Linked DNA regions of Mus musculus: all the other regions are linked to region 1. The links are chromatin loops, found by intact Hi-C in ENCODE. Cell type or tissue: heart. All regions are shown on one strand. Region 1 holds the start of Gm46225 (a long non-coding RNA gene). Region 2 overlaps Cep85l (centrosomal protein 85-like). Region 3 overlaps Gm40650 (predicted gene, 40650). Region 4 has its middle 21 kb from the start of Gm40650.

Evidence for each region. A loop is a pair of places that touch in the nucleus more often than their neighbours do. Peaks named below come from ENCODE experiments on the same cell type or tissue, not always from the same donor. Only the 100,000 strongest peaks of a DNase experiment are listed, where the experiment ranks them.
Region 2: it touches region 1 in a loop (7-fold over the local background); 2 of 42 quality-filtered maps call a loop at or near these places.
Region 3: it touches region 1 in a loop (5-fold over the local background); 3 of 42 quality-filtered maps call a loop at or near these places.
Region 4: it touches region 1 in a loop (8-fold over the local background); 3 of 42 quality-filtered maps call a loop at or near these places.

What each region holds. Positions count from the first base shown.
Region 1 is chr10:53,395,479-53,403,478 of GRCm38, forward strand. Gm46225 (a long non-coding RNA gene) reads right to left here and starts at 3,270. Exons shown (of 3, transcript XR_001779770.2): 1 at 3,136-3,270. In heart, no CTCF peak of the experiment used is centred here; a DNase peak (open chromatin) is centred at 3,253; H3K4me3 peaks cover 537 bases; H3K27ac peaks cover 918 bases.
Region 2 is chr10:53,344,552-53,352,551 of GRCm38, forward strand. It overlaps Cep85l (centrosomal protein 85-like), which reads right to left. Exons shown (of 13, transcript NM_001204983.2): 3 at 3,921-4,708. Pln (phospholamban) reads left to right here. Exons shown (of 2, transcript NM_023129.5): 2 at 1-1,448. Among named protein-coding and RNA genes, the nearest start is that of Pln, 11 kb to the left of the region's middle. In heart, CTCF peaks have their summits at 2,134 (motif pointing right) and 3,882 (motif pointing right); a DNase peak (open chromatin) is centred at 4,030.
Region 3 is chr10:53,505,900-53,513,899 of GRCm38, forward strand. It overlaps Gm40650 (predicted gene, 40650), which reads left to right. Exons shown (of 4, transcript NR_169148.1): 2 at 4,484-5,325; 3 at 6,730-6,918. It overlaps Gm20597 (predicted gene, 20597), which reads right to left. Exons shown (of 4, transcript NR_037973.2): 3 at 4,955-5,023. Among named protein-coding and RNA genes, the nearest start is that of Gm20597, 9.1 kb to the right of the region's middle. In heart, CTCF peaks have their summits at 3,461 (motif pointing left), 3,670 and 6,786; a DNase peak (open chromatin) is centred at 3,432.
Region 4 is chr10:53,463,188-53,471,187 of GRCm38, forward strand. No RefSeq gene overlaps it. Among named protein-coding and RNA genes, the nearest start is that of Gm40650, 21 kb to the right of the region's middle. In heart, no CTCF peak of the experiment used is centred here; DNase peaks (open chromatin) are centred at 484, 1,034, 3,834, 6,624 and 2 weaker places; H3K4me3 peaks cover 40 bases.

The sequences.
Region 1 (8,000 bases):
GGGGGGGGGGCTGGGCAGCCTAGAGCATGTGCAGTCAGACTCAGCAGATAGCTATTCATGAGGTAATATTTGAAAAAATTGAGTCACGTTTTACATCACTGCACGGGGAAAAGGCATTGAGTTACTCATTTGAGAAAACAGTTATATCTCCAACACTAGCAAAATTATGCTACAAGGATCAGGTAAGCTAAACCTGGGTGAATGGCTGCCTGGCTACGGTTCTGAAAGACCACTTGAGCATCTGCTGACTGAAAACAGGCCCACCTGAGAGTCCCTGACTCTCCTCTTACTCATCAGAGGTGGGTGGAACTCTCTACGAAGACATAACAGACATCAAGTGAAGATTACGTGGACTGCTTCTTTCAACTCTAGTCTGAGATTCTAAATTACTTAGTCCAGCATTGTTTGTTTGTGGCAGGGTCTAACACTGCACCAGAGGCCGATGGGGGAACTTATGAAACATGTGCTGTTCTGGTTGTTGTAGAATTCTGACTTGGCCTGCCAAGTACTGGCAAAACCATTGAGGATGTAATACTTCCATCCTGGTTGACTTTGGACCACATCTCCTGGTTCCTATGGTAACACTAAAAGAGTAAGGCCCCTTTTTAAGATTTAAAATACCAAATGAAAAGGAAAGGGTATCTGATTTTGTTGGGGCCATTAAGAGAAAACTACTTCCTCATGGAAAAAAAAATCAACCTCTGGCCTTGGATATGTTTTAAGTTAAAACACTAAATACTAAACAGGAAGCCCTCTTACTGTCTCCTCCATTTAAAGTCAACCCATCCTGTCAATCATGTAGTCAGAACTCCATCCCCAGAAAATCTGATGCACCTGAAGACAGAGGTGCATCTGATGCACTTTGAAGACAAAGGGAGGACTAATTATTTCCTCAATAAGATAATGTACCTTTTCCCATAAGCCTCTCCACCAGATGAGTAGCCTACAGAACTTCTATCTTGGAAGCACTTTGAATCGTATCTTCTTTGTCTAAGCTGATGTCTGCTTTTCTAACTCAGAAAAAAAAAATGTTATTTTTCTTATATTATACTTCCTATCTTTCCTATCTAACCCCATCCCCCGTCCCCTAAGCATGGGGTATTCCTCTTTCTTGACCATTCCCCTCCTCCCGGCAGATGCCAAAGCTTACAGCCTGCCCGTCTTGTTTGTCTCTCACACACTAGTAAAATTGTCCCTCAGCATTCTTCTGTGTCTATGTTTTTAATAATTTTATTGAAAACAACAGTAACAATATTCCCAAAAAGGGAATCCTAAGTTTTCCCAGTATCACTCGTGCATGCCATCATGCCCAACTCTGGTCCTTTTTTTGAAGAAAGTATTATAAGCATGAAGAAGAGTATTGAGTTGAGTTACCATTGTTTGATGGCATGATTCATTGACAATATAAAGCCTGCTATGATTCTTCCTTTCATAATTCTGACCTCAGTTTGACTTTCGAAGTGGGCATTGCCTTCAGGGAAAGATATTTAGATAGGAATATTCTTAACTGAAAATAGCTGAACATTTATTTATGTAGAGCTGAGTATTTATCATGAACCTAGCCCATAGCTTGTAAGCAATCCTAGGACATTATTTGTGCCCCCACTCAACATTTTTTGTTGTTGCTGAGTTATATTTATTTTAGTTTATTTTATTTTTTGCAGTGAACACCTTTAGCCACATATGGAAGCTATGTTTTGGGGTTACGTCATTTATTTATTGGACTTCTGCCATCCAATTTCATTTAAGACAAAGAAAAAGAACGGGACTACAAAACCGCAAACCCCTCTGCAACTTTGTTTCTATGTTGACAAAAGGCTAAGGTCCAGAGAGCTCTGTTAGTTCACACAAATGCAGGGCACAGGTAAGTCTTACCTCTCTAACCCTGCCACCACCCACTATGAGTCTGAGGAGATGTGACAGTCACCTGGAAATGTGAAAATACTGTGAAACCAGTAGCTGACTAGTATCATTTAATACCCTGTATTATGCTGCCTTTTCTAATTTGACCCTCAAAATGAATGGCTGAATAAGTCTAGATAAGTATTCTACCAGCCTCAGCCCAAGTAATTTTTCCAGAAGGCAAAACATTTCCAATAATACTGAGTTGGTAGGTAAGAAATAAATAAGTAAATAATCTTTAATCTTCTCCCCTTTAAGAAGCTGGGCACTGTTGATTATCTCATGTCCTATCTGAGCCACTTAGCAAGAAATACATAATGCTTGTCAGGAGAGGAGAATAACAATGCCCCTAAATAGAACAGCTCCACAAACTGATAGGTTCAAAGACAATTTAGACGCCAATCTGTAGGCTCGGGACCTCTAGGGAGCTTTAACATTATTATAAGAGGACCCGCAGTCCCCTCAAGCCCACTTGTCTGTACCCTGAATCCAGAGGCTTACACTTGTATGTATACTCCGGCTTAAAATGAGTGTATTTTGTTGTTGCTGTTGTTCGTACAGTCTGGTTATATAAGCATTGCTGAATCATGAGTATGTGTTTTAACATATGTATTTCCTCAGTAAACTCCTACCACAAGTACCATTATGTAGAGATCTGTGAATTTTTTGTTGTTAAAAACTAGATCACAGTTGGAAACTGGGGGACCATCTGTTTGAGGCTAAAATAAAAAAAACCACAGTAACATGAGGGTAGGAAATAATTATTTTAACACATATTTTTCGTTGCTGTTTTTCTAGTTTAACACTGTATATTTAATCAATGCCTTTTGTTTTGCATATTAGATGGACACTAATTATCTGGCTTATTATATGTGGTCAGATCATCGATTCCCAGAAAAACTACCCCGATGCTATTGCACAGTCCTGCATCCCTCCTAGATGATGTCATCCTCAGGAGTCAAGTTTCTGGCCAGGGGAGCAGATTTGCAGAAGTAAATAAACTGGAACTAAAACCATGAAACGTTAAAGAGACATTCAAATTTACACAGCCCATGAATAACGGATAATCTCCGCTACGAAGTGTCCCTTAAAAATATAATATCCGGTCAGACTGACCCAGGGAATTGAAACAGTAAACAGCAAAGAGAAAAGCTCTCAGCAACACCATCTAGGAACAGAGGTAAGGATACCCTCCCTGTCAGCCCCAAAGGGACAGCTGTTCCCTTCTCTCACCACAAACCATGCACAGCACGTCTTTGCTCTCTGACCAACTGAGATCTGCTTTTGAGGAGTAAGCCAGACACACAGCCGCTGGTGATCGCAGGAACTTCAAAAACACAAGTCAACTCCAACAGGCCCTGCCTGAGATCTGCTTTCCATCTCTGGCAATCTTCCATTCCCGGTGCACGTACCCAGCCCCTCCCCCCACGCCCGTCCTCCTACCCCCCCATCCCCCCCCCGCCCCGCCCACTGGCCCTTCCTCATATTAGATGCTTTGTTAGATGAAACCTGGGGACAATGGAAAGCATCTGGGAAAGAAACCTAATGTTTCCATCTGGAAATGTTACTTATTTAAAAGTAATAACCCAGAATCTGTAAACAGTTTCGTTAGAAATCCCTCCCCCACCTCAGCAGTCCCTATGAAAAAAATTTTTTTTCCAAAGCAGAATTTCAAGTCTCCTGTTGGTGAATTGCTAAAAAGCTTTGTACCTGCAACCGACCCATGCTTTGACTTCTAGAGGCAGACTGTACTCACCACAGAAACCAAACTCACAAATCCATGTCGAGGTTTGGAGGCAGACTATAGGGAAGAATGTCATAGTTACATTTGGTTCAGCATAGTAGAGCTGTACACAGATGTGACCTCAGCCCAATCACCTCATCTCACTGGGCCATATCAACTTTCTCATCCATAAAAATGAAAAGATTACACAGAGGACCATTAAGCGTCCTGACACATCCAACATCACACACATGAAATACAGTCATGTGTGTTATAACAGTGTTGCAGCAGATGAAGTAGCTGAAACATGTAACAGTGATCCTGTAAGATGGATGGAATAGTTCTTATGAGCAGTGACGCTGTGTTTGTCACAATATCATAGCCATGATATCACTAATGTTTGTGTGATACTGGTGTAAACAAAACCAATACTGTGATAACTGTAAATGCATAGCCTAAACAGTTATGTGTGATGCATAATACTTAACAATGAGTAGCAATATATACATATGTATAGTAATATACAGTATAGTAACTATATTATGTTATATAATACATATTATATATAATATAATTATATACTATATTATATTATATTACATACCATATACTATATTATATACTATACTATTAAATATATTACATATTACATATAATTATATATATAATACATATATAATATATATTTATATATCTTAAAGATTTTTTTCAAGTTTACTGAAAAGAGGCCATGTAATTGAGACAGGAAAGTGGTGGGTATGTTGGAGGGGTTGGAGGATAAAAAGGAAAGGAAGAAATTGTATAATTATATTTTAATTTCAAAAAAAGGTTAAAAATTCACTTAAATTATATTGCAGCAGCACCAGCCTCATATATCTTGTTTACCATGTCCCTTCATTGCCTCAAGAGGTCACCTTGAGTGATATGTTTGTCTCTTCTGGGTTTGCATAAGCTTGTATGCTCCACAGTGTTCGCATGAGGATATAAGAGCCTAATGGTAAATTCTTGGAATGCAGCCTTGTTCCTCACTGAGCCACACATAGTTGTACTAAGTAGAAGATTAGGGAGAGAGAGTAGCAATTGTGGATACAGTCACTGGCTATTTCCCAGTTCCCCACTCTCCCTACTGTAGTCAGGAATTCATCAAAGGTTTGGCAGTGCCTTCCACCCAAGTACACAGAATACCTCCCCACCTACTCATGGGGGGCTTGACTGAGTACCTTGCTTTAGCAAATTGAAGCTAGATGTGATACAAGCAGAGGCTGTTGTTGTTTATCTTTACTTCTTGAGGCAAGAGCTCTCTTTGCAGCCTAGGCTGCCCTGGAACTTAGTATGTACCCCAGGCTGGCCTCTTTCCAGTACAGCCATCTTAATGCTCCATCCTACTGAGTGCTGGAGTTACTGCTATAGGCTCCCATGCCCTGAAGAAGAGACTTTTTTTTAAAAAGTGGTTTTTCACTGCTTTTGCTCTTTGCAATCTACTGCCTTGCCACTGATTTAAGGATGGGGAGAGAAAACAGAAAACTGACCAAAACCTTGAGATAAAAATATTTGCTGTGCTAGGCTTCTAAAATTGGTGCGTGGTTGTTACTTGGCACGGTTGCAACAGAGACCTGACAGCACAACGAGTTCAGCACTCCTCCTTTTCCCTGCATTTCATCCTACAGCCATGCATGCTGCTCTCAACATTTCTCAAAGTTCTAGAGCTGCTCCATCTAAATGTTTTAGGTTGTCTATGGAAATAAGCCAATCAGTTAGGAGAATGTTCTTTTTTAGCACGATCAGTGGGACTGTTGCTAGTGCCCGCCGAGAATTCTGTACAACCGGGAGCGAGTTTAGTCCGTGTTCCTGTGGAGAGAGCCCTGTGCCTGTAGCATGCACTCTGGGACGACTCAAGAATCTGTGCTGTGCTGGCCGTAAAGATGGCTGTCCTTGTATTTTCCAGTGAGATCTCCCTGTCAGCCTATTAGGAACATTTTTGACTGTTTTCAGTTACAGGGTGGAGAGCGTATCTTTGTAAATGAGTGGTTCACATCCTTTAGACAGACACTGTCTGGAACTGGAGTGAAGCTCTAAAAATGGCCCTGAAAACTCAGCCAAATACACGGTACTCCAAAAGCAAATGCGATCAGGTTACCTTGCAGCTTGCATTTTATTTACAAATTTCCCTCCTAGTTCATTTTCCTATATTCATTTTGTCATTTCTTGTTTTTCTCGTGTTTTGTTAACTACAGTTGTCTTTGAAGACAGGGTAAGGAGTGTTGAGGCAGGGTCTCATCCTGCAGTCCAGGCTGGCCTGGAAACCACTACGGAGCCCAGACTGAGCTCAACCTTGGGGCCAACCCTCATCCTCCTGCCTCAGCATTCCAAGTGATGGGATTTCAGGAATGAACCACCATATTTAGCTAACATTATTATTATTATTAATTATTATTATTATATAAGTAACTGCTTCAATCTTTTCAACAACAGACTTAACACATAAAATTCTGTTTGGTAAAAAGAAAAATTTTAATTTTAATTAGTACAATGAAAACAAAGGTACAATTTCACAACTGATCTGCCCATTATGAGTCCAAAAAATAAAAAATAAGATAAAATAAAGATGAAAGCTGTATTTAAACTGTTTGGAAAAAAATTATCTGGAAGTGCTAATGTATGCCTTTCAATCCCAGCATTTGGGAAGTAGAGGGCAGTCAGACCTTGTAGTGAGATCCTGTCTTGGTAGATAGATGGATGGACAGGTGGACAGACAGGTAGATAGATAGATAGATAGATAGATAGATAGATAGATAGATAGATAGATAGATGATAGCAAAATTAGATACCTTTCTTTTAATTATTCAAGTAAAGGGTTTTTGTTTTTGTTTTTGTTTTAAAGATTTATTTACTTATTTAATGTTAGTATACTCTAGCCATCTTCAGACACACCAGAAGAAGACATTAGATCTCATTACAGATGGTTGTGACTCACCATGTGGTTTCTGGGAATTGAACTCAGGACCTCTGGAAGAACAATCAGTGCTCTTAACCACCGAACCATCTATCGAGCACTTGTTTTTGTTTTTAATATTTACTGATATCCAATAGGTGCAATGAGAAAGATAAAAATGAATAAGGTATTTTAATATGCTCAAGGAACTTATGTATATTAGGAGCATCTCATAACGAAAGACTTAGTGACTTCCCTGCCTCATCTGCATTATAGCTGCTGTGATTGGATTGGAAAATGTTCCCCAGAGGCTCATATATTTGAAAACTTGGTCCCCAAGTGATGGCATTGTGTTGGAAGCTTGTGGAACTTCTAGGAGGTAGAGTCTTGCTTGAGGAAGTGTGTCATGGTGGCAGGGGGTTGGGGGTGGGGAGGTCTGGAGATGTAGCCTGACCACACTTCCTGTCCTCTCTCTGGGGACACATTGTGACCACTTGTTGTCATGCTACTGTCACCAGACCTTCCCTGCCCATTCATGGATTGTATCCCTTCAAACTGTAAGCCAGAATGAACTCTTCCTTCCTTCCTTCCACCCTCCCTCCCTCCCTCCCTCCCTGCCTGCCTGCCTGCCTTCAACTTTTTATTTTGTCACAAAAATGAGAAAAGCAACTCATACAATATCTAATGATAAGAGCTCCTTCTTTTCAAAAGCTAGTGTACTGGCTGGTGTTTCCTCAAGAAACCTCAATAGAGAATGCCTCCAGAAGATCTAGCTACAGTTAAGTCTCTGTTACATTTTCTTAGTGATTGATGGGGAAGGACCCAGTAGATTGTGGGTTGTGCTATTCCTGCGCAGGTGCCTCTTTGGTTCTATAGGAAAGAAAATTGTGAAGTCTCTTTGTTATGTGTTTTTTTGAAGGAGAACATTAAGCCACACCCCAGGAAGTATGGGTTCCCTTGTCAGGAATATGGATTAGGACAAATTAATCTCTCTGAACTCCAAACTCCTCATCTGATTAAAAAGAAACTGGGAAATCTTGAATGAGACAAGCATGGTGAGAAACTAGAAAGAATTAGAATGAAGGGGAGAAGGGTAGATGGGGAGGGAAAAATAAGGTTCTTTTTCTTTTAAACAGAGTACTGAGTACATTGGGTACTGAGGACAGAAGCTACAAGCAACTATGCACAGTATTGAAGGTCATTGCTTGTCTCAGTCCATCGGGGAGTTGGAAAATGGTAGAGTAAGTGGCTTAGATATCTGGCCTTTGTAAACCAAAGCAGTGAGCCTCTAATCTCATTGTCATCCATGTGACGACTGAGCACATGCCTTCATTGATCATCTTCTTGATATTTTATGTGTTTTCATCATCTGCCAAGCATTGCCGAAACTGAGTTGACTGCAGATGAGAACTCCTCACAGTCAATGATGACCCTGCCTCTCCC
Region 2 (8,000 bases), 51 kb before region 1:
TGATGATGACGACGATTCAAATCTCTTGGTCACTACTGTCAGAACAAATACCTTGAAAAAATGTTGTGCCCTTTTTCTACACACTAGTATTTTTAAGCTTATGAGAGTTAAAGGGGGAAATGTAAGAACATATTCTCATATAAAATTATTCACTAATTTTGCTCAAGGGCTGTGTACATGTACATGTACATTAACCACAAATCTGCTCTCTCTAGGGTTTGATCAACAAGCAGGAACATCTTGCTGTGTTGGCTGTGATAATCACTAAAGATCCAGAGTCTCACCTGAAGCTTGTCGCTCTCATGTATCTCCTTGGTTTAATAGCGTTTCTCAAATAATGAAGATAACAGTAATAACCAAGCTGTAGTAAGACACAGCTCTTTCTTTTCCTGATCTCCCAGAGAGGAAGTGGTTGTCCCCTAACTTTAGAAGTAGAACTAGAGAGCTAGTGTATAATTCTTACTGACCATGGTTTCAATTTCCCTTTCTAAGTTTCTACTATCTCTCAATAACTACTAAAATAGAAGCAAAAAATAGATTGGAAAATATATTCACCAAAATTTAGTGACTTAAACTGGATCAAGTACAAAACAGTTTATGCCTAACTTTGCAAACCCACAATTTTTAAGTCCAGTTCAAAACATGCTACTAACATAGCAATTATTAAGGAAGAGAATTGTAATTAGATATATTTTCCATAACCATTACTACAAAGACATAAAACATCAGTATTCACTTTGGTCTTTAGCAGAGCAGCTGAAGGCTGCTGATTTAAACTGTTTGAACCCCTGGTAGAAAGGAAGCTGTTCGGGTTCAGAAATTATCTAAAGAGTAGCCCCTAAAGGAGTCCAATGGTAACAGGGGGTCTCTTCATAAAGGCTGGAGGGGCCCATCACAGAAACTATAAAACATGGATGACATCATCTCTAACTCAGTGGTATTTAACGTTCCCTTTCTGACGCTGTGGCCCTTTTATATAGTTCCTCATGTTGTGGTGATACCCAACAATAAAATCATTTTTGTTGCTATTTCATAACTGTAATTTCGCCTCCTTACCTCCACTATGAATTGTAAATATTTTGGAAACAGGTTTGCATGAGGGGTTGCAACCCACAGGTTGAGAACCACTGGTAAGAGGTCTGTAAAAAATACATAAGTTGTGTAGTTGGCCATGCTGAGAGAAACGTGACGCTGAAGCTGAAAAGCACCAGGCATTTGTTATATTGCTCACTACCACATCAACTTCAAGGTATAAACTGTCAGCTCATAAGGCTCTTCTCATTAAACATTTAATGCTGCCTTTTACATTTTTAGTAGTTTATTTGTAGTTTATCTGTAACTGTTTATCTGTAAAATGAAATTGGAATGACCTATATTCAAATGGAGTTTTGATTTTGGTGAAATTACTATACAATTATATTCTATTGACTATAAAATGTTGTCTTGTTACAAAGAGTTTTGTGTTATAAAGGGCAGAGTGGGGGAACTTTTACCAAACAAAGTAAAAATCAAGATTTCCAGAGAAAAACACAAAAGAGGATAGGCCTACACATAATAATATTTTTTAGCCTCCAATTATTTTGAGTCTTCTGGCAAAGTAGGAGTGCAATCAGTAACATAAGAAGGCTTGGTTACACACTAATACCAGATTTTTAATGTCTTGAAAGGACATGATAAATTATATAGACATGGAAATAGAGATAGACAAATCAATCCGTAAAGCATGTATCCACTAGCAGATGCTTTAAGCTACCCACTATGTCACAAACTGTGACTGCATGTGTCATAGTCACCTCCTCAGTATACAGATTGTCTCAGCTAAAGAGTTAAAGATAAAACAGCATGAAAAATAATGAAACTAAGAAAATTTTCTTTTTAAAAAAACATAAGAAAATCCGAGTTACAAGCCAGACTTTTTCATTCACAATTCATTTCGAAGAAGTCTTTTATGTTATTTAATCAAAATCTTCATTTAAATAACAGAAAGTCTCTGCTAACATGAGTTAGCAATCCCTTAACTGATCAAACCACTTTATGATTTATATACATACAAAATTTCATCTCCATTTTTAACAACTACAGTCCAGGGAACATGAGACAATGCAAAGTTAGCAATAGAGTTCCCTACTTAACCACCAGGGGGCAGACCCACTGTGGGCTTACGAGAAGCTAATGGTTATTTTATGTGTTGAGGAGGTCTACATTCTCACACCCCTCCTTGAAAACAAGGAGTACAGAAGAGCACATTTCAATGAAACAGTCCCTCCTGAACAAGGCCGAGACTATCACAACCCTACAGAGACAATTTGGGGTACTATGGGTGAGGTATCAAAACGCAAAGAAAAGAGCCAAGACTGTGGTGAACTATAACGTGAACCAAACAAAGGCAAATCGTTTTTCTTCAACCACAAAGGAAAAATGGTTCAGAATATTACACAGGATGGTGCACAGTGGTTCTCAACCTCCCTGATGCTGTGACCCTGTAATAGTCTCTTGTGTTGTGGTGACCCCCAACCATATAATTTTGCTCCTTTTATGAATCATAATGTGTCTGTTTTCCAATAGTCTTAGGTGACTCCATCAGCCGTTCCACCGCTCAGAGTGGTTGGGCCCCTCGGGCTGAGAATCACTGCTCTAAGTCATAGGGGAGCTTCCCATTAGCTGTCTTCTCCCTCCCTCTACTGTGTTCTACAAAGATTCACACCTGAGTGGTTGCTCCTTAGTGCATATCTTACAAAGAAATTTCCCTATTAGCATGTTATTCCACAGACCTTATAGGGATTAATACACCATGTTTCTCTGTATGTGGTTATTATCATAAAGTAGTTCCTTTAAACTAATTCAATAAATCTTGGTGTTCCATTCATTTCTTGAAAACTGCAGCTGATTTATATGCTCATATACAAAGAAAGCATTATCAAAATAGTACAAGGAACTGGGTTCCACCTTCTCATTTTATAGAAGGCCCAAAGAAATTAAGTGCCAGGTCAAAAGACACCTGAGTTCTCACCAGACTAAATTCCCAAAGAGTCTACTAAAAGTCATAGAAATGAGTACAGTCCCATGTTTACTAACATTCATAGCAACTAGAAATAAAACCAGCCTAGAGATCCATCCACCTGTAAGCATGTAAGAAAATGTGGTACATATACACGATGCAACTTTATTTGGCCATAAAGGAAAATTAAATTGTGACTTCTGCAGAAAACCAAATGGGACTTGAAATCACTACATTAATCAAAGCATGCCAGACCCGGGAAGGCAAATGCGTCATGTTTTCTCTCATATTGTTAATCTAGATTTGAAATCTTGTTCATGTGAATTCTTGTTCTACTTGTGAAACTAGAAAGAGCTAAGCTAGAGAAGAATAAAGAGGGAGGCAGAGTATAGAGAGGGTGTGTAAGGAGGGGGACAGAGCAAAGGGCTCTTGTGGGAAAGGGAGGGGCAGTAGGGTGGAACCAGGCTGAGGGCAAGCAGAGGACCAAGAAGACGACTGTATGAAAATCCTATAATGAAATAAACACTTTGAATGCAGATTAAAAAATAAATGAAAAACTAACTTATGAAGAAAAAGAAAAAAAATATCCAAGCTCTAAATGTGACATGATCAGAACAAAGTCCACGGCCTGTTTGTTCCAATCAGTTTCCTTCCTATGATACCGTGACAGCTTCTGTCTGTTTTCCGTTTCTTTCAACTGAATGTGTTTAATTTCTATGCCTACTTAACAAGAGAGAAAGTAAAGGCCAAGTTAAGTACAATGTTTAAGGCTATCAAATTAATTAATCTCAAAAGATTTGTAAGTTTTTCTAAACACAGTGTGTCAATTTTATAGCACTTAACGGTTTTTTTAACTTGTGTACTTGCTGCAATACATAAAACATCCACTGGAGGGAAGCAAACACTAGGTTTTCAGCCTTACCTGCATTGGCGTCTCACTTCCTTGCTGAAACTCTTCAGTTTGTGGCTGTTGCCAAGGAGCTAAACTGTAAGAATCGTCTGTGGTTCTGCCTTCCAATGGGTTTGTCCGTAACTGCTCTGTCAGCCACATCTGAGTCCTCACAGAAGGTTGAATGGGAACTCCACCTACTGCCTGCTGGCCCAGCATTAAATACTTTGGAGACTCAAAAGTCTCTGAGCCTGTCACAATGGGCTTGCTCTCAGGTAAGGCACTGTATGTCATGTCTAAAGTCTGTCTCCTGAGAGCAGAGGAAGAGACTCTGACATCTTCTTTGTTGCAGCTCTCAAATTTATATTTGCAGTCCAGAGTTGATGACCGCTTTTTATTTATTTCCTTGTCTTCCAGCTTAAGCAGCTCCATACTGTCATGTAAGCAACTTGGCCCAAAGGTCCGTAAGTGGGACATAAAAGGCTTGCCCTTCCCTGTCATCTCCAAGCTATTCCTCAGCTCTTGCGGGTATGCAATGCCACTGTGGTTGCGGGTATCTGGGGCAGTAAGTTTGGACAAAGATGACCATTTCCTCAGGGGCCTGAAGTCCTTCATGTCTAGGGAGGAGTCCCGCTCCCCTCTGCTGTGGTCTCCCAATGTCTGCATGAGGCTAGTACTCCATTTAGAGCCATCTGGTGTTAGAGATTCCCTATGTTTGGAAACGGAAGCACTGGAGTTAGATGGCATCACATGGGCAGTGGGAAGAGTGACCAATGATCGACTAGGCTTGAAAGATAACGTGCCACTTGAAGTTGAATGATCTGCAATGAGAAAGGATTGCCAAGTCAGTTTCAATCAGCAGGTTTAAAATAAGATAAAATGCAAAATGCTAAAGTAAACATCCGAGTGTGGCTTCTCAGTGTATTTCTGATGTGATTCCTCAAAATGAGGAAATTGCTAGTACTATTATGCCTTGAAAGTTATCAGAAACAAGGCAGCATAGTTTCAAACATTATCCCTGCCCCTGTTTCTCTCTCTGTTCCCTATCTGTTCCCACCAGAGTCATCTTCTACTGCCCTGCCTATGTCTATTCTTGATGGGCAAGTGAGGTCCATTAGGGTTGCTGCTGTAAGGTTCTGGGAGAGGGATATTTACAGAGCACACACACTCCTCAACACTGCTACCACACTGAAGAAAATGCCTTTCCCTCCCCTAACTGGACAGTGATCTGAGCTCAGGGAACAGTGGTGTCTAATAAGCCCAAATCCCCTAGCTACCTTTAGCTGCCTAGAGGGCTGGGCAGGGATGTTCACTGCCCTTCTTCCTTTTCCTAGTCCCACCCATGACAGAATCCTGCAGGTACAATCTTGCGCAGATCTTGTGCTAGGAACCACAACAGCTATGAGATCAAGAGGGCAATGGTGATGTCAGATTCTGAAGACTGTTCTGACCCATTCCATTCCTTCTCTGGCTCTTACATCCTTTCCACCCATCTTCTACAATATTCCCTGAGCCTTGAAGTGGGTGATAGAGAATTTCTGTTATAGCCGAGCATTTAGTAGTCCCTTATTCTCAGCACTCTGACCAGTTCTAAGTCTCTGCAGTTATTGCTACCTACTGTAAAAACAGGGGCTTCTCTGACCAAAGCTGACAGTAGCACTTAACCTATGGATACAAACACAGTTTTTTGGAAAACAAATTGATGGACACATCATGTCTACTGAGCAGAAAAATAGCAGCAACTTCCCCTCTAGGGCCCATGACCTCCCCAGCCAAAGAATTTTGACCAAGATGGTAGTAATAGGTGTGGATTCCTTCCAGTGGGCAGGGCTACAAACTGACCAGAGAGCACATGCTCCCTTATTACTGACATGCCACTACTGCACCAGGAGGCACATTTTGCCTTGCCTGTCAGTCCTGTAACACTTGGGTCTGCAGCCTGCCTAACACTAGAGCTGAAGAGTGGGAAGGAGGCTTCCATCCCAGTTCCAGCTTGATTTCTTGGCATCCTGAGACCAATATATATGAAGTCTCTAGCAACACAGCTCCATCAGTGCTGAGGAGTTACCAATAGTAAATGACTGTATCCTACCAGGGGCCTAAGTGGCCTCCTAGACCACCTGAGTCCAACCCTGATACTGAGATTTTTGTAGACTATCCAATGGCTTCCAGAGTCATCGTTATCTGTTCTCATTATCTTTTATGCTTTTTCATGTCTGAAACCTAGTGGATGACCCTGCTCCCCATCCCCTCAGCCAAGGAAAACCTGGCTTTCACATTACTTTCCACGAGGTCTTAATTTCTCTTCAGGGAGCCATATTTCTACAAAGCGTTTTTATGACTCTCAAAAGACTGAAATATCTGCAGAACACTGTTAGAGACGTGTGAATACCACACCAGGTGACGGTCTACTTTCCATGATATTGAAGACACTGAAACCTAATCACCAGGCTTAGCTGCCCCTTGGGGACTAGCAATGTCTGCATTCGGTAGCTTGGTATTTCTCAATTGCATAAAAGATCAACAATTGGTGATAAAAGTCACTTCATCAGATTAAATTTTAATGTCTCTTCTCTGTTTGAGAAAGTGCCTCGTGTAACCCAGGAAGCACTAAACTAGCTATGTCATCAAGAATGACCCTGAACTTCTCATCTCCTGCTCCCCTCTCAGCATAGCAGGTGTACAGCACTCTATGTTTCATAACATGCTTAGGGAAAGCCAGGGCTGCTTCCTTGCCACTACCCTTGAATTCACTAAAGGCGGAATGCAATCAACAGATTGTGTCTGTAGAATAGGATCTCGAAGACAGGAGCTACTCCTAGAAGTTCCTTACTAGGAAGTCTCAAGCCTTGGCATGCAAAAAAAGTCACCTGGAATACACATTCTTACAACAGTAGAATAAGATCAGTCCTCGTAAAATGGGCCTCAGAAACAGCACTTAAACAAGCACTTTACTGCTCAATTCACGAGAACACTATTCCCCTGGGTATGACTCCAGTTCTAAAGTCTTCAAGCTTACATATTCCAAGTTCAACCATAACCAATATTCACAGTTTTAAGTATTTTATCTTAAAACTTACAATAACTTATTATAGCACTTGGAATTCATTGCTGTCAAACTAAAAATCAGAAGCTGGTCTATTTCTACACATGCACACATCCTCAACATGTACATATAGCACATGAATAAGCAAGACCTCAAATATCTGATAGCATATGGGGTGGGAGCTGACTATTCCTTCTGAGGCAAAAGATTGATCTAGATAACTGTGTTAACCTTCTAAAAATATTATTTGCTCAGGAAACCTAATTAAAGATAAATGCAAGGTAATTCCTGATATGCTTTAAATGACCTAACTGTAGTCACAAATCTCAAGTGGAAGTTGTTGCAATGTAACCTAGCCCACATCTAAATTCCATCAGTGGAATCTGAAAGCATCTGGGAAGCAGTGCTTTTACAAACTAGAGAACAGGGTCTCAATGCTCAGGAAACCATAAAAGAGCCAGTGATGGCCACTAAGACCATTTAAGGACATCACTATAACCCATTAATATAAGTGAATTACATTTCAGATACCATTTCTGATGTTTTAACAAAAATCTAAGCTTTCTGTTTCAAAATTGTGCTATTTTTATCTGTGAGCACACTGGTTCTATCTTCTCTTATATAGAATCTCCCCCATCCTCTGCATCTTTTCTGATCTATTCTTCCTATAACAAAAAGGAATTAAGTACAAAAAAAAAATCTGTCCTAGATCCAACTAATAATAATCATAAGCTTTTAGTTAAAAATAAAATCTCAGCCGGGCGTGGTGGCGCACGCCTTTAATCCCAGCACTCGGGAGGCAGAGGCAGGTGGATTTCTGAGTTCGAGGCCAGCCTGGTCTACAAAGTACGTCCCTGGACAGCCAGGACTACATAGAGAAACCCTGTCTCAAAAAAAAAAAAAAAAAAAAAACTAAATAAATAAATAAATGAAAACTCAAATCAAAATATTCTGCTTTAAAATGTAGTAGCATAATTAGACAATATAAATTGTAATGATACCTTAATCACAGGGCAATCATTTTCACTCATAATAACAGGCTTTATTTTTCTTTAACCTTTTTGCTA
Region 3 (8,000 bases), 110 kb after region 1:
TCATTACAGTGTTTATCCCTAGATGCAGCCAATTATGATCTTGTCAAAGACTACATTTTATCCAAAGGGTAATTGTCTAGATGTTTCCAGTTGTGGAATAATGGCCCTTTCATGGTAGTGTATTGGTCTATTTTTTGTTTCAGCAACAAGAGTTCTCTTTAAAAGAATTCAAAAGAAAAGGAGAAGCTTTGTTTAAAAAAGAAAAAAGAAAATGAAATTTCTTCATTGCATTAAAAAATAAAATTGGACCCAGAAAGATCAAAGAGAGGAGCTAGTTTTCATAAACTTCCTAGGGAGGTTCTCACACCCACTGTTTATGCAAATGATAGCACCTACAAGCCCTGTTGGACTTGCCCAATATATACATATATTTACATAAAACCTTAGGTCCTAGTTCTTTGGTCCAGGCAATAAGATTTGCAGGAGGCTATTCAAACCAGAGAATTCAAGGCCCTTAAAGTCTAGTTTATGTCTTCCAAGGACATGATACCTGTGTGATCACACGTCCCTCAACCATCTTAACATAGAGCCAATTAGCTATGGAGTTTCAACTCTCCTTACTGTTCATTCACAGTGGCTATAGCAAAGTATCCCAGACCTTAGTCATCTCTTCCAGGAGGGCTAAGGCCCGTTTATGATTCAAAACACCTCACTGTGCTCATCTATCCAACACTGCCATACTAGGAAATTAATCATTCCCATGAGCTGCTATCCTGACTGCTAAGCAAACCTCATGTATCTATATAAAAAACTTTGTGGTGGCTGTGTGGAGAGAACTTATTCAGACCACTAGAGAATGGTCATTAAAGTTTTAATGTTTCTAGTTGAGATTTTTGATTATCATGAAGAGAATGGTTGGTAGCATGGTCCTGCCTTTGCCCCTGCCCTTCAGCAGACTCTATACCTACCATCTTTTCTTGAGCTTTTTCTGAGTTCAACAAGATTCCAAACTTCCTCACTTTGCCCCTCATTATATGGAGGTTTCATCGCACTCAGCCAACACATATAGGACTAGTTATCATTCTCACCAAACATAGGAAAATGGCATAAGCATTCCAAATTGCCAGGCAACCCGAGAAGTCACTGTCTCAGGAAAAGAAACCTAGAGGTGACTAGAATAATAATGGGTAAACTGGTCTTGCACTCCTTCAAACAAAGGCAGGGAAGACCACAAGACTACATCAATGCAACAGAGACTCTCTCCTCTCCCTCCTGGTTCTCTTCCTACTCTCTGTTGCCCTGTCTTTGGGTCTTTGCCTCTTTCTCCCTTTGTCTTTCGGGCACAGTGTGTCAATACTTCATGTATGTCTATCATTCTTTTCCTTCTATTTGATAGGGGGTGGTGAGGGGCAATATGATTAGTAGTACCACTGTCTAGATTAAAAGAAACAAGATGCAGAATGCTGTACAACACCTAGCAGGTGCAGAGAGAACGAGTTCTAAGGCTCCTCTTGTGACTCAGGCTAAGTGCTGATTCACATGCAACAGCCAGGATTCTGGGAACCATGTAGTTCATGAATAGATACAGCACCACTGGACATATGTATGGTTCCAGGGTGCACTGCTTGCACAATTTATCATTCAATTCTCCTAAAATCATTCCCATGAGCTGCTATCCTGACTGCTAAGCAAACCTCATGTATCTATCTAGCCACTCATTTATCTGATGTATCCTGAATGGAGGTTGGTGAAGGAGGCATTCAATTAGAAGAAACCAAACAACATGTATGCCCTCCAGACCCAAGAGACCATGAAGGTAAGCCCCTCTTAGACTCAAGAGTGACAACAAAAATTAGTCACTTTTAGTCCAGGTCACTGGAAGTATATCACAATTAAATTGTTTCTTAAAAGATGGTCTCAGTTGTCGGTACTGAATGTGTTATTGGGTTTTCTGTAACTGTAACAGGAGTCCAGGCTTAATCAAGTGAAAAAGAGGACAGGTTTAATCTGTTTCACAGTTAGGGGGTTTAGGTGCATACGTGATTGGTCCTACCATTTGGGAGCCCGTGACAAGTGGAAAGTCAAGCTAAAAGCTGTTTGCTTTGTGGCTACTAGTGTTGTGGGGTGTTCACCAGAGAACACAGCTGGGATGTGGGCTTAAACCAATAGAAAGTCTTTATTAGCCAGCCGGTGACGACACTGGGTTTTAGGAATCTTGGGGTATCATGGGGCCTTTCTCAGAGTAAGCTTTTAAGCACAAAAGCCATATTCTGGATTGACATATTTTGGTTAACAAGAACAGTTAGCCAGAAGTAGAACTATACAGGCTGAAGAACAAGATTAGTTGGAACTATGGACTTTGAATAGTCCTTTGTTTTAGTTTTGGCAGGCGATGCTGTCTACATGCTGTGTTTATAACCTGAATGGCATTTCTATCATGGAGTCAGTTGTGCTAAGGTTTCAGGGCCTACTAAGGTCTGGGGCCCAATTTCACTAGGAAATAAAAGAGAGAGGAAGGGACTAGCACTGTCCAGTCTCTACCATTTCTCACTGGTGCCAGGACAGGGACCAGACCCTTCACACATGAACCTTTGAGAACATTCCAGATCCAAACTTGAACACTGTTAGTCAGGTAAGAACAGCTAAGCAAAGACTGAATTTGGCTAAGAACTTGAAAACAAGGAACAAGGGCATAAATTTCTTGCTGTGCAAGCTTGAGACCCCGAGTTTCAAGCCTGAGAATCTGCATAATCCCCAGACCTGGGACAGGAGTCTGTAACCCCAGAGCTACAATGGCAAGATGGGAGAGAGACAGAAGCATCCCGAGAAGCAAATGAAAAAAGCCTTACATTGAGGTTGTCCTCTTACCTCTGTACTGTTCTGTGGCACATGCATGTCTGACTCACACATGAAAACACACACACATATACATACAAACACACAGATATATACACACACATACATACACACATACACACACACATATACACACATACATACACACACATACATACACACACATACATACACACACATACATATACACATATGCACACACATACACATATACACACAGTGTGTATGGGTATGGGGGGCATATTTCTATTTCCACTTTCTTATGTTAAAATGTAAAATATTATCCAAATCACTTTAATATTTTGATTACTTTCTATCTGCTATATCCAATTGTCATAACTGAAGAACTCCTCAAGCTTCTTAAATAAGTTCTCCTTTTACTATATTTAAAAACAAAAACAAAAAAAGGAGGAAAGAAGAAATGAAGAAAGGAAGGGAGGGAAGAAGGGGAGAGAGCGCTCTGCCCGAGAAGCCTGAGCATAGACTTGTAACGTGCACTGGAACCGTTTTTGGCTTTTACTCTCCATTGCCATTTGCTATTGTCCAAGAGGAAAAGTACTGTGGAAACTCCCAGGGTGCAGATAAATGACTTCATTCTCCTTCTTGGGCTGCTCCACTACTACAAGTGGTTCAGAGATTGATCATTGCAGCTCCCTCTGGTGGATGATGAAAGCAGAACAAAACCAAACACCCTGGAAACCCACGGTCACTCGAAATGATCTTTGTGGCTTTCTTCTAAATGGCCATCAGTAAAAATGCCATGCAACATTGAAAATGTGCCCAGGCCAGGAAAGTGGAAGGAGTGGGAGGAATTTGGGAGCGAGAGACTTGGATCTCAATTGGAGCTCTGTCATTTGCTAGCTTCTGTGCCTGTCTGGTGGGTCAGTATTCAGTGAGCTGTGGAATCTGGGTCTGGGATTAACTCCCTGGAGATAAGGAGTGTTGTGAAAATTGTGGGCCATTGGAGTGGTATGTTCAGAAAAGACAACTCTGCAGAGACAGCATGTACATCAGTGGGTGCCTGGGATTGGGAAGGGAATGGAGAGGAAGCATAGAGAAATGATCCCAAACCAGACTGCACTTTTCTAAAAATTACCACATTGGACATTGAAATGGGTGAGTTCTATGGCATATAAATTTGATGTCAATGGTGTCATTGTAAAAATGCCACCAGGGGCTGGTGAGACAGCTCAGTGGTAAAAACACCGGCCATATGAGCCTAGCAACGAGGTTCAATTACCAGAACTCACATAAAAGTGGAAGGAGAGCACTGACTCCACACAGTTGTCTTCTGACCCCCATACACACACACACACACACACACACACACACACACACAACCACAAAAAAACCCAGATATCTATGTAGGTCCACAGCCAGAGAGTCTGAGCCTTGTGGGTAGGAGGGAAAGGGACTGTGGCTTAGGGCACAGACTGAGTAGAAACAAATGTTATAACTGGTGTTGTTTAGAGCTCTACTCTTTACATTGTCCCTGGTGGTTCCTTTGTTTATCGAAGACTAGAAGAACAGCAGCACCCAACTCACCACTTATATTTTTAACTTCCTTTATTCATTCACATAAGAAGTGCTGTAGACCTGGGGACTTTTCTGATGGAGAAAGTATAACTGTAATGTTTTTAAACGTTATCTGTAGTGAGATTCTTAAAAGCTTTAACCTTCCTTCTAGCGCATCACCCACCAGAGGTATCGGAAAAGAAAGGATGTGGGGGAAGTGGACTTGTTTAGAAATGGTTCCTTGGAGCAACTTCCATCTGTGTTGTCTGGAAACTGGCCGTTCAGTTCACAGGTCAGCAGCAGCAGCTTGATCCACTGGCAAACACTTCACGGATACATACACCAGCAGTTCAGTTCAGTAGAGTCAAGATAGCAAACACAATCAGCACCAGTGGCACTGCCTAGCAGAGACATCCAAGCCTCAGCCTGGATACAAGTCAGCAAGAGGGACCAGCAGGAACACCAGGAGTTCTCAGCTGTGCCTCTCTCAGCAAAGCAAAGATCAAAGATCAGCGAAGACTCAAGACCCAAGACAAGCATTGCACCACTAGCTCTACACACAAGCTTAGCTCAGCCTCCGTCACTGTCCCTTGAGTTCGATTTATATTCCCTCCAAACATCACGTGTCCTCCACAGGTCTTACCTCAACATGTGTCTTCCCTTGGTGTGTGCATCCATCTCAGCTGACATCACTCTGCCAATCACCTGGAGTCTGAAGAAACAGCACGAAATTACAGCGCACCACCAGAAGTTCTCTCTATGGAGTCCCAGTAAATGGAGCTCAACTGCACAATGTAAAGTGGACCGATGCAGGCTTGTCGTTAGTGAAGCATCCTTAGCAGAACATCCTTTCCCTTATGTCTGCTTCAATGAAACATTCCTTCACAAGTCTGCCTTAGCCTTCCACCTGTGTCCACTTCAAAACACCATCCAACACAACTGGCTTTCCAAAGATCCCTTAAGTTTCCACTTCAAGCAAGATGTGTGGCTGCATCCAAGTGACCACACTACAAGGTAAAAGCCATGTTTTCATCATTATTATTCTCTGTAACAAGGAAGTCGGTGGTATTTGAGAATCAGATGGGATTTTAAAGTGGCTTGGGGTTGGGGAGTGGGGCTTGGGGGCCATGGCTATGGCTTGCTTGGTAAAGTCCTTGCAGCACAAGCATGAGGGCCTGAATTTGGATCCCCAGAGAAAGGCAGTGCAGAGTGCTGTGTCTATAGCTCTGCCTTTGAAAGTGAAGACTTGAAGATCCCAGGTAGCTTACTGGTCAACCAGTCAGTAGTCCAGCCAATAAATGGGCCCTTCCAGGCTCAGTAAAAGACCCTGTCTCAAAAAATAAAGTGGGGAGCAATAAAAGGAGATACTTAAAGCCAACCTCTGCCCTCCACATGCATGTACACCCATATGTACCCACATGACAACTGCACATGTATAAGCATATACAGAGAATGGACATGGTGAGAAAAAAATCTTTTTCAACATTTACTACTTGACATTGAAAATGTATAACAGCACTGGAAGAAAACTCATACAAATTGCCTTTGTGGATTTAGAGAGAAAGTTACTAGCTCTATTTTACCAGAAACTGTAGAAGTGACAGAGATTGAGTCATGGCAGAGGGAGAAAAATTAGACACAAAGGATCTTGGGACATAATACTGTATCTTACACTCAGACATTTGCCGTGTTTATTGGAGCAGACACTTACAAAAGAATGATGATTCACAAAAGGGAAAATAAATGAAGAAGTATAACCTGTCAATATATGAAATGAATTTATCGTGCTTACTAATTAATATATGTGATTACTAACCACATGCTTACTTACATATTATTGAGAAAGCAATGAAGCTGGCCATGGTCACATGCACCTTTAATACCAGCACTTGGAGGCAGAGATGGGAGAATCTCTGTGAGTTTGAGGCCAGCCTCGTCTATGTAGAGAGACCCTGTCTCAAAAGAAAAAAAAAAAGAAAGAAAGAAAAGAAAAAAAGAAAAAGAAAGGGAGAATGAAAAGAGAAAAAAGAAAGCAATGAGGTTTTTCTTTTTTCCCATAAAATGTAAGAGCAAAATGTAAGAAGATTAATGTTAATGTAGATCACCTCCAGAGATAGGAAAAGCAATGCAGCTTTAGGGGAGGCAACCAGCAGTGTACTTCCTACATATTACTACATAAGTACACATACCTTGCGGCCCAACCATTTTATATTAGAGACTATTCTGTAATGATAATTACATATGCATGCAAAGATGTTTCATCAGGATGATTGTGGCTGAGTTATTTGTAGAAGAAAATATAGGGAGGTTCTCAGATGCCCATCAAGAAGAACTTGATTAAATGTTGTACAACTATGCAATAGATTATCTTTTTTTAAAAAAAGATATGTTTATTTTATTTATATGGTTACACTGTAGATGTCTTCAGACACACCAGAAGAGAGCATCAGATCCCATTACAGATGGTTGTGAGCCACCTTGTGGTTGCAGGATCTCTGGAAGAACAGTCAGTCCTCTTAACTAAGCCATCTCTCCAGCCCAACACAGAGCAGTTGTGATCCATAGTTAAGTTGCTAAGTATGGAAAACTAGTGTCTTAAGAGCACAGGTAATTGGATCACACCACAGTTTTTCTTGAAAGTATGAAGAGAGAGGGCGAGGGAGAGGAGGGAGAGGGAAAAGAGTGGAGAGAAGAAAAGGGGGAGGGGAAGGGAGAGGGAGAGAGGGGGAGGGAGAGGGAGAGAGGGGGAGGGAGAGGGAAAGGGGGAGGGGGAGGGGAGGGGAGGGGAGGGGGAGGGAGGATGTGCCATGTTCCTCTTTAAAGATTTGGTCAGGCTTTCCTGTAGAGCAGTGGTTCTCACCCTGTGAGTGGAGACTCCTATGGTGGGGTAGAATGACCCTTTCACAGGGGTCACCTAAGACTATCAGAAAACACAGATGTTTACATTATGATTCGTAACAGTGATAAAATTACAGCTTTACGTAACAACAGAAATGATCTTATGGCTGGGGGGTCACCAAAACATGAGGAATGGTATTAGGGGGTGGTGGCATGAAGAAGACTGAGGACCACTGCTGTAGGGAACTCTCAGTTGTGGAGCCATGGCCCTGAATTTCTCTCTTCTCAGCGGGTGTGAAAGACACCTGTGATTTCAGCCCAGCGTGGAGTTGGGCTGATGAGTTACTTCCAATGCAGAGTTCCCTTGGGGACAGCTGAGGCTGTTACCCCCACTTCTGACAGCCCATTTTCTGTCTCTACCCAATTCTGTTTTCTCCACTCTTTTCTTGACGGACAGTCCTTAAAAGCTGTCTTGCAACCAGATGGTATCATCAGGCTCTTTACTTCAGCCTTGAGCTATCAGCCAGAATGGTTTCTGGATTTCCTATATAGGGACTGCCTGATATGGTGACAGTCTGGAGGTGTAAGGAAACTGTAGGGCTAAAAAGCCATTGAGACTGAGAACCAAGTTTGGATTTTTTTCCAACGTGCTCTTAGCAAACAGTGAATTAGTTGTCGATTGTAAAGAAGACTAAAAAATATGTACTGAAACTTATCTTCCCCTCTTCATTAGTTAACACATAAGGCAACCTCTGTTGGCACATTTACAGCACAAGATTGTATTCCCAGAATGCCTTACCCATAGAAGTGAAAACATGAATCATTTCAGGGAGGAAAAATAGTAAAGTTTC
Region 4 (8,000 bases), 68 kb after region 1:
GAGCCTCGTGTGCATCCTCGCCTGTACGGATACGCACATCATTAGAATATGGTGGAGCCAGGTTCTGAAGCAGGAAAAAAAGGACCATGAACCTTGGGGTCAAAACTGAAGAACAGCTTCCTGCTATTACGAAGCAACCTTTTAAAAATAAGTATTTTCTAATCATAGTTACTACGAAAATAGCATCTGAGGTCAAAATAAGGCTGAGGGCGGTCATATATTTCCCTCGGGCTGTTCTGTAAGGGAATGGGAAAAGCCTTTTTTCCCCCTTCCTCCTTCAACTCCTTTGCCCTTTCCACCTGCTCCTCCCTCCTTAGTGTCTTAGTGACTAAGGAGAACCCAGAACCCGCAGTGGCCTCTCCAGCTTTAGATGGCTACTTACAGAGCCCCTCCCTCACCCCAACCTCCAATTTGACTTTATTCATGAGGCTTGGTGTGCAAAAGTTCCCAGGCAGCAGACATGTCTGAGATTCTGGGAGCAGATAGCTACTCCTGAGATGCCTAATGAGCAGTTGGGGGTGCAGAGACCAGATAGCATCCTGTCAGTACTGATGGGCAGACGTTTGTGCAGGTTTCCTCACTTGGGCTGCTACTAGACAGACACAGGACAGCCCTAGCCTGGAAAACAATGAGAGTTAAGTAAAGAGCTCGGCAGACCAACACTCCTTCACCAGCTCCTCTGTCTCTTCCTTTGTTTCACCAGTACTTTAATAAAAATGGAACTGGCTTTAAAGAATTTATGGGAAACATATTATCACCAACAGCCAGCCGCAAAAAAAAAAAAAAAAAAAAAAAGAGAGAGACATTTGGGTGGCTGGTTCAGTCCCCAAGTTTTCTCTGCACATGCCCCTCTCCTGTCAGCTCACCACTTTGAGGGCAGGGAAATTGGGAAGGGTACTTTCCTTCTGGGCTTCTGCAAGACCAACACCCTGGTTTGTGCTCCATGCAAGTTCATTGACCCGTACTCATCAGGTTTTCCAGGACACTGTTTCCTTCCTGATTGTCCTCAAAACAAATCCCAGCTTCCCATGACGTCAGCCTCTTCCCACACGTCAATTGTTATGGTTCAAGCTCTAAAATCAGGTTAGCATAAAAGGACGTCTGGACTGGACATGATGGGACAGGCCTGCAACCCCAGCACTCACGAGGTAGAAGCAGGCAGATCTCTGAGTTCGAGGCCAGCCTGGTCTAGTCACAGAGTTTCAGGACAGCTAGAGCTACACAGTGAAACCCTGTTTCGAAAAAACAAAGAAGTATGGAGATAACCATAGGTCTCAGAAGAGCCAAGCAAGGAGAAAAGCTAGAGATGCATGCATGTTACATATATACAGACCAATGACATAATGACATATCCACAGACATGTGCAAATATAGCTGAAGATACTACAGAAGATACTGCAGCAGGCAATGCACACCAATGACAATCTCATTCAGAAATTGTCTCAAAGTAATTTCATTCAAAGGCTCACCTACATAAAGTAGAATAGAAAATGAGAGTTGCTGCTTTGAAAAAAATGCTTGTAATGCAGCTTGTTTGTGATTATACATCAGCCAGATGGAAAGCAATCTGGAAGGAAATCTGTTTCATCCCTTGAGTGAACAAACACATGTTGGAGGAGGGGGTGAAACAACATGGATTCTCACTCAGGAAACTGACCAGAAGCAGGACTACTGTCCTTCTGCAATTGGATATGGCAGCCTCTTGACCTAACATCAGCTGCAGGCAGACAGAAGTAGGGCTGGCTAACTTCAAGTCAAGCCTTAAATATGCATTTGTATTTCCAGTCCAGTTAAGCAGTACCAACTCTAGTTTGTTATCTTGCCTTCCAAGTGAGGTTGCTTTTTGCTCGCTCGCTCTCTCTCTCTCTCTCTCCCCTCCCCTCCCCTCCCTCCCTTCCTCTCCTCTCTTCTCCTCTCTCCTCTCCTCTCCCTCCCTCCCTCTTCCTTTCTTCCTTTCTCTTTCTTTCTCTCTTTCTCTCTTTCTTTCTTTCTTTCTTTCTTTCTTTCTTTCTTTCTTTCTTCCTTTCTTCCTTTTCTTTCCTTGTATTTCTTTTGAAGAAAACAAGATTGGTAAGCTTCCTTTTCTCCTTCCTTCCTCCCTTTCTTCCTTTTTTTCCTCCTCCCTTCATCTTTCTCTTCAAAGAAAAAAATCCATAGAGTTCGCTTCCAGTGACTTTTGAATGATCTGAGCTAGCATGGTTAGAAACCCCTTTGTTACGAATGTGTATGCCTTTTAAAGATAGGAATGTAAGCAATTTAAGTGAAAGGACACTTTTTACTGATCATGTGGTGAGTACTGAGTGTGTGGGAAAGAAATCATAGAATCATTTGTGTGATCAGTTTCCATGAAAGGGATACCTTTGATCCACAGGAAAAACACTGAACAAATATGTGGTCAAATGCTTTGAAAATCCGAAAACTGGATGCGAAAAGCAAGTCTCTGTGTTCCTGCTGTGTCTATGTCCCAACTGTGGTCAACTATACAGCCATGTCCCCACCTGAGAACAGAGAGGCAACACTCACACGAGAGGCATTCAGAGTTCTGTGAGAGAATGGACCATAGGTCCATGAAGAACAAGTGTGTGCTCAGCACATGAGGTCCATCAGCCCTGGCAGAAAATGCTTTTAAAGAGAAGAAGAGGCTGTAATGGGTTACTCTGCCTCTTTTTTTTTATTATTACCTTCTCCTTCTAGCTACCAGCTACCACCTAAGATTTATAAACACTTTTCTTTTCTCTTTTAACTAAATCATAATTGTGTTATCAAATTAAACATTAACAGTTTTATTTAAAAATGGGAACGATCCACTGTCTTGACAGGTTCATCCAATCCTATTGAGTGTTAGTTTTACATTTGTGTAGGTTCCTATTAACACTAATAGATATTATTCTCCTTTTTACATTCTGTGAGTCTCTGACAGCTTTCTTGTGTAGCTGTATAGAATTCTTAATAATCATTCTAAACGGCTGTACCATGTGTTACTGATCTCTGTGTATTCATGAATGTACACATATAAATCATTTCCTTAACCATAACCCTTTTGTTAAATATTTAAGCTATTTCTGGACATCTTTCTACTATAAACACTGCTGTGCCAAGCAAGCACATCTGTATACTTTTCCTACATTACAGGTTAATTTCTTTGTGTAAATTCCCAGAATTAGAATCACAGAGCTATAATAAACAAACTGTGATTGACACAGCACCGTGCTTCCGTACAAGAAGGCTGGGCTGTGCCTTATGGTGAGAATATGGGTGTAATAGATTCAATGTTAATAACTACAGTACACACCAGACAAGTATCGTTGAGCAGAAACACGGGTGATGCACCAAGTCAGGCTCAGTGGAAACTGTGATCAGATGCAAACGGCAGCAGCCTCACACAACAGAAAGCACTCAGTATTTGCTGATTCAGAATCTCAGAGAACATTACTGCAAACTGCAAGAATCGGCTGCATCTGCAGGTTTTGCCTGAAAGCTTTTAATTCTACTTATTAAAGTTTAGACTTGTGAGTTTGTCATTCAAGGCCCACACCTGTATGCCCTAAACTAATGTTTTGTCTTCAGTCTTCCCTGTGAAGTGTTGCTACAGAGGAAGACCCTTTGCTTTTGCAACAGGAGTCTACTGAAAGCATGAGCACCTAGTGAGCCCAGAGAAAGTTCTGAGCTGAAAGGCCCTTCTTCATCAGGCGGGGTTGGGAGGGTTGAGGGTAGAGGGTGGGAAACACATTTGCCCTTTAACTTTTCTTGGCAGTGAGCTTTCTGAGTCCATTGTTTCTAGAAAACTGTTTTGTGGTTACCACAGTAGTGACTTCATACATAGTCTCATTGCCAAGTCAGGCTGTGTTTACTTCCATCCCTGCTCCTGGTTCAGAGGAAGGGTTTGCAGATTGCACTAACCTCAGCTCTGACATTCTCCTACAGCATGAGACTGCTTCAGAACACAATACCACACAGGGTCCTATCAGACCATGCATGGGTGGGAGGGTGCAAACCTTTTAACCAGTGTGCAGATAGTGGGGAGGGGCTCTAAGAATTGCAGATCAGCCAGGCATGTGGTATAGTCCTGTAAACCCAGCACTCTGGAGGGAGACTGATGCAGGAGGATTGCTAAGAGTTCTAGGCCAGCATTGACAGCACAGTAAGTACCAAGCAAGACAAGGATATATAGAGTAAGAGCTTTTCTCAAAAATACAGAAAAGAAGGCTAAAGATAACAAAAGAACTGTAGATAGGGGGATTTGAACCCCAATTTAAATCTAGATTGATCTCTTCCTATAGCTTGAGCCTCTTCCATCTTCTCAAGTCATACACAGTTGGACTTGTCTTTATGACCTGTGTAACAGTGCCCAGGGAAGAAACACATGGGTAGCCTCACACTCACTGCTCTGATAATGTTGATGCATAGATGCCAGTGTCATGTTGAGTAGCTCAGTGGTCCAGAGGTGCTAGACAGTGACAAATGGCAGTCCAGCAGGCGGCCCTATGAGGAATGTGAGTGCCATGAAAAGCAGCTGTCTCATGGACAGGCTCAAAAAGCAAATGTTTTCCAAACAGCCTTCCCAGGGAGGCAAAGATCTGGGTCACACAGTACGTGTGAGCATGGAGCCCCAATAGAGACCCTGTAACCCATGTGATTGATTGCAAATCCTTGGGTCTCTGACTCATCAACTACTGTAGAGCCCCTTACTGTATCATCTACCCCACCATCATGTGACTCTGGTTTTAAATACCACTTCCTTCCCAGGTCAGCTCACTGTAGCTATGGGAATGCTCATCTCTTTATCTGCATGGTTAATTTCCTCTTGAGTCTTCTGTGCTAACTCTCTGCTACTCTGGCAGTTTCTCCATCTATCCTGTGTGAGAACATCTCCTTAACCTTCAGGCTAGCTCAGCTATTTTCTTAAGAAGATTCCTTTCTACAGTGGCCTCCTTAGCTAGGCTGTGACACACACTGAACACAGGGTCTCAGATGGTCACCCCAGTACCTTCCTTCCAGGGACTGAAGGTTAAATGGATGACCATAGAAACACACCTGTGAGCTGTTAATGAATGCACTTTGGTTCTAAAGCTGCTTCAGTTTCAGGTCGTTCTATTAACAGTTAAGACTGGCTCGCTCCAAGGGTGGAGTTCCTTCCAAAGTTAGAAGATAGGGTGGCCGGACTTGATGTTCTAGATAAAAGGAACAGGATATACATGGAAACCAGACACTGAGTGGAAATAGAAGCTCCAGCCACTACCTATGTAGTCAAAGAAAGAAAAACAAAGCCGAAAGTTGGGGCAGCAAACTGAATATATCCTTACTTCTCATCAGAACAAATGCCAAAAAGGGTTGACTTTTTACCTTGGGAAATGGCTAACATTGGAAACACAAATCAGACAAAGATGTTGTTCTGGTCTCATGGAGCTCTGTAGCCCCATTGAGAAGGCAGATATGAGAAGACTCATTTGAATCCAATAGCAGCAGTTCTAGCATGAAGAATAAGAAGACACGCACACATGCACACACACACACACACACACACACACACACACACACACACACACACATGCAGGAACACAAGCATGCACAAGCACACACACATTGCCAGAGTAGCAGAGAGTTAGCGCAGAAGAGTCAAGAGGGAACTAACCATGCAGATAAAGAGAAGAGCATTCCCATAGTGGGCAGCATAGTGTCGCCCAAGCAGATGGGGAAGTCTGACCAGATAGACCATGGACAGGGAGGAATGAACATACAGAGCCATGTGTGTGGATAGGTGAAGAGAAGCTGGATGAGTAGGAGCTCATGCTAAATTTTCTAGTTGAAACTCTAGAAAGGGGAAACACAAATGACCCCAAGCAAGTGCGGCACATAGGGTAAGACGGTCTGATCTGAGCTCCATGTCTCTCTCTTCCTTATGGTGAGCTGGGATCCAGGCACCAGCCCCATAGGGATGTAGCCAGCAGCTGAAAGGTTAACCGCAGCAGTGGACAAATACATGATCAAGACAAGAAAAGTATCTGTGAAGGCTAAAAAGCCCAGGATATCTCTGTAGATCCGAGGCCTTTACAGTTAGTTGTATTCATACTCACAGTGACTGAGAAAGAGCTAGCCTGGGGAATAAGTCTAGCAGAGGTAGTACATGTATGTAATAGGACAGCTTAGGTTGCGGGATGCTAGGATAGAGAGCTAGCTGGCCAGTTAGAGTTTGCTGCCTTTATCTATCTACAGAGAGAAGACCATGAAGAGAGAGGATGTGACTGAGTGGACAAAGTGTGTGTGCATGTATGCATGCATGTGTAGACAGACAGACAGCCTATTAGATCATAGACTGCCATATGTTAGATTTTTGCTGTACTGTAAATCAGAGGGGAAAATGAAAACTGAATCAGTTTGGCAGATATTTTTGATTGAGATGAGCAAACAAAACATTCCTGGCAGGGAAACAGTGACTGTTTCCTCTGTCCTGGAGACTACTGTGCCATTTTGCCCAGAAATCTGTCCCCTGCCTGTGTGTTCACACTTTTCTCTGTCCCATAGTTGTGTGCTTCCTTAAAACACAGGCAGATGACACACCGAGCCCCACAAGTCCAGCTCCAGCTTAAGAGGTCAGCTGTTGCTCCAGCTGCTGCTGTGCTTGGCAGACAGAATGTGCTTCTTGGCTGCCCTGGCTGAAATGTGCAGAGGCTGAGGGTGTGTGTGTGTGTGTGTGTGTGTGTGTGTGTGTGTGTGTGTGTGTGCAGGGATGTGTGCAGGGGTGTGTGCAATGTGTGTGTGTGGTCTCTTAGCAGAGGGGCTTCAGTGAATCATAGCCCAGCACTGGTGCTTTATGAATGAAGACTTGGTCTTGGTCACTCACACTAGTGGTAACCATGGACAAGTCTCCAGACAAGATACCATGCACTTCTGCATGCAGTAATGCAGGATCTGCTTTCTGGTTCACCATCACTTAGCCTTCTAAGCAAGCATTCAGGAGTTGTGCAAAAACTCGTAATTCATTCAGTTTCCTACTCTGTGTGGTTTGACTTTGACTCCTCCTCCCCTTCAGCATCTGGGATAGCTGGATTTCAGGAGGGTTCCACTATGCCAGTCTCTATTTGCCTCTTGAAGACCTTGCAGTCTTAGTTAGAAACTCCAGCACCCTTCCTCATGGTGAGGAAGGACAATTCCTACTTCCTCCGAAGCTTACCAGATGCTCACCTACTAACTGGAAACTTCCCTTTTCTTACCCAACCCCACCTAAGCCCACTGTTTCTTCTGCAACTCCCTGGTCTGCCTGGCTCTCAGTCAGTTTGCACAACTGCTTCAAGCAAATCGAGAGCAACGGAGCAGTGAGCAATTGCATTAGACTGGACATGGCTAATTTGCATTTCCATTATTAATAATCTTGTGTGTTATTCTTTTGTTTTCTCCAACCCAGAGTCTCAAAGACACTGGAAGGTAGAGATTGTCAGGCAGGGTGTGCTTCCATGACTCAGACTAGTCATTTTACCTAGTATAAAGTCTTTTGTGTTTTTTATTGATATTCTAAATACAACATTTTATTTTATGAATATATTATAACTATTCTGCATACTCATATAGAGGCCTGACTTGCAAAGACTCAAGTTATGAACATGTCCCCTTTAGAATAAATGGGATGTTAAGCAAGAACCTGGTTCTTCCATTTTCTTTAAGAAGCGTGTGCTGGAGGAAAGAATTTTACAATCAGGTGCTATTCCCACAAAGGACTCATCTGCTAAAACTCCAGCTCTTGCCTTTAATGGCTGCCAATGTTGCTGTGGCCGTCAATCACAGGACACCACAAGACAGGAAGACTTGAAGCTTGCCTTAAATATTTTGACTAGAAATATAACTTTGCTGTAACAAAGTGTCCTAACTTGAAACACATGTTTACCAAAACTCTTTCCAAAGGAGGATATGGCTCTATCTCTAAGAATCGACCAGTTGCTTCCTTCTCCAAACACCTGATTCCTGCCCTGATATTTGGAGTAGAAAGGAAAACTATATCCATGCCT